Regions from separate parts of the Homo sapiens genome. Here region 1 is linked to region 2. A link is an interaction called in ENCODE POLR2A ChIA-PET data of the cell type or tissue named here. Cell type or tissue: B cell. All regions are shown on one strand. Links, peaks and the distances in the headings refer to the core of each region. The heading gives the core; the rest is flanking DNA. Region 1 has its middle 84 kb from the start of RUNX1. Region 2 overlaps RUNX1 (RUNX family transcription factor 1).

Region 1 (5,383 bases), core at 209-5,208, 250 kb after region 2:
AGAAAGAATCATCTTTCCCACCTTCTTAGGATCTGCCTTCTGTCTACTTCCATTCATTACCCAGAAATTAAAACCAGAAATGGCCTTTCTGCCCAGGCAAAGTTCCACTTTCTACCCAAAGGAATGCAAGCTTGCCTTTGCAAGGATGGATTAAAAAATCATACCTCCATACCATGACCAAAAACCCATACAATCAATGTGTACCCGATAGTCAAGGCTAACTCATTTATTTAGCGTCACAGAGATACCTTAATTCTCTTGCTTTTTCATTGCTTTTAAATTTTCCCTCCCCAGGCACTGTTTTCTCCTTCTGAAATCCCTACTATTTGTGTTATATCTTCCAAGTCTCTTATGTTTTCTTTTTTTATGGTTTTCATTGCTTTGAGATTTATTCAAACTGTAAGATATTTCTTTTTGGTTTTCTGAAACACAAATTCACATTTTTTCAGTTTATTTGTTTTCAATATCAAAAGCATGCTTCTTAGTTCTCCAAAGTTACTTTTGGTGCTGTAATTGCATATCCCTGAAGAGTCTCATCCCTTTTCAGTTTTTCTCTTCTTCTTCTTCAATTGGAATCACCACTGGTAGGTGTGGCCTTGGGGCCTCTCCCTTGGAGGACCGAGTCCCGTTCATCTTCTTTGTTTTCCTTAGCACACCTGTAGCTGTGTATTTTCCAGCACTCATTCTGGTCTGGATGTTGGGAGTCTCTTGAACAGGGACAAGCTGGAGGCTGGGGGAGGGTAGGTCAGACTCTGGTTTGGGGTCTGAGAGAGACAGACCTGGCCACCCAGACCTCTCTGGAGCATACACTGGCAGCCCCTGTCAACCACAGGAGCATTGGGTAACTTCAACTTGCAAAAGAGCTTTGGCCTATGTCCACCAGGGCTGGCCACTGGGAAGCCACTCCATGCTCCACCCAACAAGGAGACAGGTACAATCCTTTCCAAGAAGAACTTAAGGGCTCTGCTGGCTGGGCCTCCTTGGGGAGCCATGAAATCAGTGGCATTGGCCTCAGACGTAGAGGACAGGCCAGCCTCTACTATACCATGGGTCCCTTGGTTCCCACTAAGAATAATAATAATCATGTAAACATCTGGTGCATACCTAGGGCTGACACTAAGCAGAGAGAAGGTGAGGTGGACCACCCTGTGTAGCTGCAGTTCCTGGAACTCTCAGTGCCACAGACACCCTTCCAGCTCCACAGTAAGCCTGCTTACTTGTGTTATTATAAGAAGGAGTTGAGGGGCAAAGGGATTGGAGGCATATATTCAGATATGCCAAAGGTTGTTTTCTTTCAAGGTGATACATGCTAATAAGCACGAGGCCAAAGCAGGCTTCCCTGAGAGCAGATGGGTGTGTGCATGCGTATGTGTGTGTGTGCACACACGCATGTGTATCAGCACACTGTGGACTGACACAATTAACCTGACCAGAATTAGCTCAATGCATCATGGCCCAGGGTCAGAACAGTATCTCACTCACCCAAGAGATGGGTTCCATCATCATTCATCTCTCCATTTCCCACCTATCCATCCGTCTTCCCATTCAGCCTATTCCCTACCCCCATCCCACCCCTCCATCTACCCATTTATTTTTCTATAGTATTCCTGAAGTCAGGGCGTTTAATATGTGATTTTGTGGAAAAATGTAGGAGACAGGGAGTTTATCTCCAGGATCACGTTTCATTCATATTTAACACATCTGTACTGCTGGAACAAGATGCAAATCCCACAAACCCTTATATTGCAACACCTCCTCTCCCCCCGCTTTTAAACCTGAACAATAACTTTGAGCAATATAATTCTAGGTCATTAAGAGAAAACATTGGCTGGGTGCGGTGGCTCACGCCTGTAATCCCAGCACTTTGGGAGGCTGAGGTGGGTGGATCACCTAAGGTCAGGAGTTTGAGACCAGCCTGGTCAACACGGTGAAACCCCATCTCTACTAAAAATACAAAAAATTAGCCAAGTGTGGTGGCGGGAGCCTATAATCCCAGCTACTTGGGAGGCTGAGGCCAGAAAAATTGCTTGAAGCCAGGAGGCAGAGTTTGCAGTGAGCCGAGATCGCACCACTGCACTCCAGCCTGGGTGACAGAGTGAGACTCTGTCTCAAAAAAAAAAGAGAGAAAACATTGATGCGTCACATAAAATAATAACATTGAGATAAAAATGGCACATTACAGAAATTAATGCTTTGTGACTTTTCAAAGCACTTTCACATTCATTGTCTTATTTGGTTTCCATAGGCACCTATCCATCAGCAAAGTAGGGCTGGCATCTTTATTAATTTCATAAACTTGTTTAGAGCTTATTTTCCAGATTTCATAAATAGCTTCAGTTCTAAAAAAGGTGAGTAGCAGGGTTCTGGAGTATACATATTTAGTGTAATGATTTGGTAAAATAATTACACATTGTCTGTAATCCCAGCTACTCAAGATTACTGAGGCAGGAGAACTGCTTGAACCCGGGAGCGGGGTGTAGCAGTGAGCCAAGATCACGCCACCGCACTCCAGCCTGGGTGACAGAGTGAGACTCAATCTCACAAAAAAAAAAAAAAAAAAAAAAGAATTATATACAGTATCTTAAAAATAATTTTCTCATCATCCATTATTATTCATGCTCCCTAAGCCTTTTTCAAACCCCAATGCCATCCTCTTTCCTTCCAGTACATTTTAAGTCTACCTTATAAGTATCTGTAAAGCAGTAGAATCAAAATCCACATGAACAGCCTTCACTCTATTTAACAGGGCAACTCTACTACTAACAGCATTTTAGCTGGCCTCGTGCCTAAGTGCAAAGAATAAGTAGGAAATAATAGGAAGTAAAATTTTAAAAATAATGAGAAAAATTTTGAGGGCTTCAAATACAAATAGTGGAAGACAATGAGGTATCTTCATGTTAGAATCGTGTCTAGACTCAAATCCCAACCCAAGCCATTGCTAATTTTGTCACCTTGAGCAAATCTTCTTATTTCTCTGATCTTCAGTTTCCTTGTCTAAAAATGAGGCATAAAGAGCACACATGAAGTGGGACACATGTACAGTGTTAGGCCCTTCTGCTCTTGGCTGATGATAGGAGTCTGGTGACCAACCATCTTGGTTTGCCCAGGGCTGGTGGGCTTCCCAGGACACGGGACAAAGTGGTTACCCTAGGTGGGAAGCGCGACAGGATAAAAGGGTCCTCATGCATAGACAGCTCCCCTCCAAATTCCACTCGTGTCCCAAACCTATCTCTCCAGGAAACACACAGAAGCCATCTCCGGTTGGATTCCTAACACTACGTCTCTTTTCATTGTTCTTGTAACCTCATGCTGGTGATGTGTTTATGCTGCTCTAAAGTTGTGTGCTATTTTCTTTAAACAGCATATTAGGGTGTGAGCTCCCTAAGGTCAGAGGTCATCCTTCTGTATTTGGTAGGACCTAGTCTAACCCCCTCCCGATGCTCAACTTGCACCATCAGTCCTGGCTCGGCAAAGTCACACATCTCAAAGAGATACAGTTCTGATTGCAAGAGCATCAGGGAGTCAAGTAAGTTCTTACTGAAGCCTCTTGAAGAGGCAAAACGGGGAGGATTACATCCTTGGAAAGACAGAGTTAAGGGCTGTAAGACTTCTCCTTAGAAAAGATTCTTCTCAAAGTCCCCTGTTCTCTTTTTCAGTCTCTCCTTCATCACTCCTGATTCTTTTCTCTTGGGAATGACTCAGGGTCCTTTCTAAGACAGGCAACTCATCCTCCTTTGGATTTTTCCAATTTCCTTTTTCCAATCCTTTCCAATCAGGATTGCAGAATACTCCACAAAGGCTCAGGAGTCCAGCAGGTCAAACGTGTGTGTGTGTGTGTTTGTGTGTGTGTGTGTGTGTGTGTGTGTGTGTGTAGCTGAAGGGCAGGGGTCTGTAAACAGTTTGCTGCATCATAATAACACATGTTTCATAAATAATTGGTGCTTAACAAATATGTACTGTCTTGGGTTATCTCTCTGTCACCCGGGTGGGTGGCTTTAGGAAGAAATTAGTTGTGGGTCAAATGCATTTTACAATGATGGACCCCAGCCAGGAAAAGAACAATCTTCCTCCCCCTACGAGGGCTTAGAGTGAGCCAGGGAGTGGAAGAAGGTATTGCACCCTCAGTAGCAGAAGTGAGAGTCCCTAAAGGGAGATATTCAAGAATGAGTGTGTGTGTTGGGATGTGTGTGGGTGTGTATTTGTGTGTAGGGGTGGTGAGGAGGCATTAGTCTGCTGATCTGGGTCAATATAGTGAAAATGAAGAACATGGGATTGGGCATTGAAGGCTTGTATGAATGCACTAGTCCTAGGACCTTGAACAAACTCCTTGTCTCCATGCCACAGTTTTCTCATCTTTCTTTATAGAGTTTTTGGGAGGACTAAATATCCTAACACACATAAAACACTTAGCACAGAACCTGGCATATAGTAAACACTCAATAAACCTCAGTGATTACTGTTATTAGGGCTGACCCCAACCACAGCTGAGAGGAGTCCAGGCCTCAGTAAACTCTCCTGAGAGGGGACCACAAGGAGCTGAGGGTGAGCTGGCTTGCGTTTTTGGAACTGTCTTAATATATTTGAAATTTATGCTGAAATCCAGTGTGCCAAGGTCTCTCGATAAAACAGGGGGGAAAAAAGTGGAAGCATATGGTGGTCTGAGTCTTGAAGAAGAATGACTTCAATTATAGAAACAGGCTGTTGGAGAAATATGCCTTTTCAGCCCCGTCAGTCACGAACCTTTTCCAAATGTTGACATTACGCATGATATTAATATACTATAAAAAATCCATGTAAAACTGGAAAAGCCCAAACATACCATGCAAAGCCTGAGTCCTGCTAATGCCCCATCAGGATTAGAAGCAAAAATTCAGTTAGTTCTGCCTGCTAGGGTTTGCAGTGGCTTATGTCAGGAAGTCTATGACAATTTGTCATCATGTAGAAATATGGCTGCATCTGGATTTTTCTAAACTAAGGGAAGCATTTGTACATCAAAAGTCCTATTAAGGTTTTACTTTACTTTACTATCAAGAACTTTTTGCCTTTTGGTTCTCTTATAGGTTTGGTGGGTAAATCCCCATTTAGAATAAAGGCCTATTTCTTATCCTCTGAGCTGGATAAGCTATTCAGGCAGAGAACAACCTTTGAAGTTAAGGGAAACTGTGCTATCAAGCCAAACGTGAAATAAAATCAGAAGGGGACCCCTAATGCATTATGGAATACAACGCAGAATTTGGCCGAAGGTGATGCTAATTTTCTGCTCTTGTCAATGAAAAACAGACGCCAGGACGACTTGCTTGCATTCATCTGAATCCACATGGCAGCGTCAGAAAGCTGGTGAGCCTGGTGGGCCGGGGGGAGCTGTGGTCTGGGGCAAGGGCTG
Region 2 (5,350 bases), core at 1-5,000:
TCTTCATGGCTGCGGTAGCATTTCTCAGCTCAGCCGAGTAGTTTTCATCATTGCCAGCCATCACAGTGACCAGAGTGCCATCTGGAACATCCCCTAGGGCCACCACCTAAACACCAGTCAAAGGACAAATGCAGACATCAGGGATGTTATACATACACTTTTAGGGCATTTGTGTAGTGATTATTCTAAAATTAAATGTATATTCAATGATTTCTTTTTAGGTTGCAGAGGAATAGCAATGATAACTTAAGCAAAACAACAGAAAAGTTATAAAGAGAAGACACTTTTTTATTATATTTTAGGTTGGTGCAAAAGTAATTGCAGTGTTTGCAATTTTTAACTCCAAAAACTGCAGTTACATTTGCACCAACCTAATACATTATGTATAACTATATGTAAATTTTCAAATAGTGACACATATACTAAATTTACCTCATAAAGCCATAGTAGGTCACATAGCACAGTTGGAACAAGACTAACCATAGCAAGATATCAAGGATTTTGAGTAGCTATGCCGTCTCCTGAATACAAGCATCTCTTCTTAATTTCTCCCGTTTGAGAAACAGAACATCCTGTGTTTGTAAGTTTATAATCCAACCCATCTTTTACTTGCTCAGACCTCCACTAACAGGCTGAACAAGGTGCAGACTTTACTTTTAGAAAATAAAACAAAACAAAAAAACACAAAAAAACCCAATTTCTGCTAAAAGTAGATTTCATCTTGCTGACGATTCTTAAGTAACTTAAACTGTCCCTCTACAGTTCATCTTTGATACCTCCTACTCATCGCTATTATCTTGAGTTTTACTAGCAATGAATTCTAGCACACAAGAAAAAAAAATCAGAAATGCACCCTTCGTTTACTAATTACAAAATCAACAGACCTCAGAAAGACGGGACATTCACTTCTATGCACTCCCCTCAATTCAGGGGTGGAATTGGGTTGCATTTTTGTATCTGTGAGTCTCAGCGTGTGTAAACTCATGTCCTCACAGATGCCTGAGGTTTTCTGCTAGCCCAGCTGATCTTGACCAGGAATTTATTTAATGTAACTGAGTAAGTATGAAGTCTTATCAGGGCTATTGGAGAAAACTGGTAGATAAATGTTTTTATACTCAGGTAATTAAGAAAATGAATTCCAAAGTAAAATACTCTGAAAAGCATGACCTAAAGATACTTTGTACAATAGCATCAATTTCTTGGCTATCATTTAGGCCTTCTAGAAACTATTTTCTTGGTCTAGACATTTACTATTGGCTGTATTTCCTTTGTTTCTATTTTTCAAAGCAGTCATACAACTTCAAATCGAAATGCCCCAAGCTGTATTTATTCTGATCATTTCTGACATTCTTTACGGTAAAGTCAGTAGTGACATTTATATTACTCATTCCAATTACATCATCATTTTTGGTTGCTGTTTTTGAATTGGTAACAGTAAAGCATTCCTTAATCTAGTGTTATCACTCCTTCCTCTGCCTCCTACTTCCCAATTTTTACCTTAATAACTGCTACATAATTTTTTGTAGTATATATTTTCAGGCCTCTTTTTCTATATGTAAAAAAGGCTGCCATAGACTCACTTGTATGATATCGAAGTCATGTTTCTCAAGATTCCCATTTTCATGATCTGCTTAGCCATCACCCTTTCCCTGTGGCCTCCAGATGACTATCTATTGTTTTTATTCATTAGAACTGCTTCAGTCCTTGTGGCACAGAACACGAACTAACTCACTATGAGAGATGAACATACTTCCAACCCCAAGACTACACCAGGATAATCTAGTCTCATAGAAGCAGGGAGGCATTTTCCTCTATTTTATCCAACTTGCACTGCCAAACAAGGTCTGGGCCTTTTCTCTCTTTTTAATCCTTTCATTCCAATTGTTGGACATGTTTTCCATATAGGAGATTTTAAAACTCTGCTATTTATTCCCCAAGCACCCTCTAATTAGCTATTTAGTTCCCATTATAAGTGTGTTTGTTGCCATTTAATTAAGAGCAGTGATACGACAATTCCCTTTTTGTTTTAAAAAGATATCACGGAAATAAATCTCCCTGATCAGTTATTTGGTTATTGCTACTGTTTTTTTTTTTTTTCTATTCCCGAAAAATGGGCTTGCTTTATTTTGCTCTTTTTAGTCTCTCACAACAAATTTTCCCCTTTTTTTCATGATTTTCACTTCCCGTTGTAAAGTTAGCTCACAGTGTTGAAATGCCCTCTTTGAACACATATTTTTACTTCCTCATCCTCCTCTCCCTGTGGTAACCCAGGCTTCTCTATTGTAACTCAACATTCAGCAGGTATACAGAGACTGCCTCCACTACGTGGGTTTCAAACTGAATAACTCATTGTTGGGTCTGGATCTGTAAAAAGGTGAAAATAAATAAATCTTCTTTTATAACTACAGGAATGTATTCTGAATTATCTGCCTCCTACTGCTGTTCCCCTCACAGTGCTCCAAGCCTGTGCCTCTCTCATCTTTCCAATACTATCCTCATTGGTAATTTGGCAAATTCAGGAGACCTTCGCCAAGTCGAAACAAACATAGAATAAAATTATCATGGAGGCTAAATAAGAAAAGGCTGTTGATGTTGGAACTTAAGAAGAAAAAAATTAGAAGTTTAACTCCCACTCCTCTTTTTTTTTAAATGCAGCAGAATCAACCATATTTGGGCACCTACATATCATTCACTTGGCCTTGTATTGATCTCTGAGGGTTTTTTTTTGGTGGAGGCGGGTGGGTAAAGGGGAACTAGTAAATCCAGGGCAATTCATTAATACTGTATATCGTCCAATTGTTAACAAGCATACTTAAGCCAGGTTTAAAAAGTTTCTTTTTAATTCAAAACTAACATGCGTGCTAATTTGATACAGGTTTTGTCACTGATGGGCAATATGGAGAGAATGTAAAAATATCTAACTTCAAACAGAAAAAAGAAACAACTGGAATGAAAAGCTATAAACAATAGGTAAGGAAACACAAACATTTACATTTTAACACAGACCAAACAGGCAAGAAGGGACTTGCTGGCCAAAGATATCTCATATTTTGTTTTACTTCTCTGTTTTTAAAGTATCAGGAAGTTGGGCCAAATATCAACTCTCTTCTATATTACATGGACCTCCCAATACTGTTCTTGGCTAGCCTGTTCACGGTCCAAACTGGCATTTTAAACCAATTCTAATTAGGTTGAAATTACAGTTACAATTCATTTACTTCAAATCCGTTAACCTTCCAGTGTTGCAAAGAAGGCTGTGGAGTGGAACACAGAATTCAGCTGAGATGATATTTAAGGCATAGCTAGGGACTGTGATCTTGCCGACAAAAATATTACTTATTTCCTTTTTATGAAAAGAATATTACCATCAGAATCCAAGACCTCCGAACTTCCCTGCTGAAGGCACGTTTACGTCTTTGGACTCTGGTGTACCAGGGCCTGAACAAGCTATAACACCATGGTATTACCAAATACATCCTAAGTCATCAAAACAGCTTTTTAGGCTAATTCTGTAAGTACAGCAAAACACACAGCAAACTTAAGGTTTTCTTAGTAGTAAAAAACATGTATCTCTCATACTGTAAAAAATAAAGGTGTTCCATGGGAGGGAAGGAGTAGGGGGAGAACAGGTTGGGGCTCAAAATAAGCAAGTAGGGTTATTGTAATCTATTTTAAAGAAAATTCATAATTTTAAATCTCTCTTTAGTTCAGAAGATTGACGTAGAGGATTTACCTACAGAACTTCAGGAGATTCCTAAGAAGGCCTTCAGTGATCTTTTCATCAATATCATCAGGCCTTATCATTGTTTCACATTTGCTTCTCTTTACCATAGGGAATATAATAATTATTTACTGGTTAACTTCCTAGGGAGATTGCCTGCGGCTTATTTAAGATCCAAATTTTAAAGTAATAATTTCTGTTGAAGCTGCTTGTGAGGTGGTTGGGTGGGCAGATAGAGTGAAGCCAGGGACACACACTAAATGAGCCCGGGATGTAGGCAGGTTTTGATGTTTTGCTTGCTTTTATCCCTAACATTTTATCCCTTCACGTTTACTGTCTCACTGAACATTTTGTCTACTCTTCTAGTTATGCAGTGAGCAGGTCTCCTCCAGGAAGAAGCCTCTTTTTATGAGGATTGGGGTGGTGACAGACAATAATCAAATGGTCTGATTTCTCTGCTATCCTTTCCTTTCCCCTAAATGTTCTCAGGGGATCTGCTTGAACTTTTTTCAAGAGCTCTGTATTTGGATTTTTAGTAGCCTATAGATTATCACTCAATAAAACAAATTAATTGTTTTTAAGTGAATTGCCAAAAGTCATTTTAAAAAGGAAACTCTATGGTTATTATGGTTTCTGCTAGAAAGAATTCTGACAGCTCATAAAAGCAATATGTATAATTTTTCATTTTTTAGAAGAAAATAAATACTTTCATGTAATGGCTTGAGACTCTGAATTGCTCCAATTCCTGAAGATTATTTATTAATCATTTAGTCTTTTAATATATTTGAGTGTGGGTTCCCTGGCAGAGGAGGGAGTTCAGAAGAGACCCTGATTTCCCCCCCAAAAGGAAGCCACAAATCTCTTAGAGCCCTAGTGCATTGGGGCAGCCAGGTTTTAATGGCCTTTGGTGGTTATCAGCCCGTCTTGCCTCTGCTCTTTATCTGATAGTGACCCCATGGCCCAACCCTGTTGGGTCCCCTCTCAATGCGGGTGCCCTAAAGAGTCATCGCTGAGTCCATTTAGGCAAAGGGTTAGAATGATTTAAAAGTAAAATGGTCTCCCAAACCCAAATCTAAGTAAACGGAGGGAGGGAAAAAAGAGTCAAGCAAGCCACCACGTTCCTTCGTTCCTTCTCCTCATTTCCACCCCCACTAAAAAACAAAACAAACAAAAAAAACTGCTTTTAGAAAAGTGAGTGGAAAAAGAGGCCAATCTATAGACACAGCCAACTGCAAATTTCGTTTTGTTTTAGAAATCACAATCTAAGTGTGGAAACTGTATAAAGCTTAAAAATAACCGCAACAATACTTTTTTAAAAAGTGAATATTCGTCGTTGTAATAAGATCAAGACCCAGCTGAGGCTTGGAACTATAAAAAGCTTATATTAAATTAATCTCCCTTTAAAGGGGACAATTATTTAAACTTTTTTTTTAGTAGCTTATCTTTACACTTGGAACCACCTGCCTTGATTCGCCCTTTAAACGAACAGGAAATGACCCGCACTGATTTTACTTAGTCGCATCTTTTCAAACCCACCAAAGACAAAACAGAATCTCCACTGCAGAAATTAAATTCCTACTGCTTGCTGCTAGTGTAGTAGGGTGATTGTTTAGAAACGCCTGGGGTTGT

What was found. ChIA-PET counts read pairs that join two places held together with the same protein. Peaks named below come from ENCODE experiments on the same cell type or tissue, not always from the same donor. Only the 100,000 strongest peaks of a DNase experiment are listed, where the experiment ranks them.
Region 1: POLR2A ChIA-PET joins it to region 2 with 7 read pairs; 4 of 35 experiments call an interaction of 5 or more read pairs at or near these places.

The regions. Positions count from the first base shown.
Region 1 is chr21:35,130,337-35,135,719 of GRCh38, forward strand. No RefSeq gene overlaps it. Among named protein-coding and RNA genes, the nearest start is that of RUNX1, 84 kb to the left of the region's middle. In B cell, for the core only: no CTCF peak of the experiment used is centred there; no DNase peak of the experiment used is centred there.
Region 2 is chr21:34,880,608-34,885,957 of GRCh38, forward strand. It overlaps RUNX1 (RUNX family transcription factor 1), which reads right to left. Exons shown (of 9, transcript NM_001754.5): 5 at 1-106. It overlaps RUNX1-AS1 (RUNX1 antisense RNA 1), which reads left to right. Exons shown (of 2, transcript NR_186614.1): 2 at 2,876-4,445. Among named protein-coding and RNA genes, the nearest start is that of RUNX1-AS1, 47 kb to the left of the region's middle. RefSeq lists a silencer at 2,316-2,365 and an enhancer at 5,247-5,350. In B cell, for the core only: no CTCF peak of the experiment used is centred there; DNase peaks (open chromatin) are centred at 2,234 and 3,097; H3K4me3 peaks cover 955 bases; H3K27ac peaks cover 2,302 bases.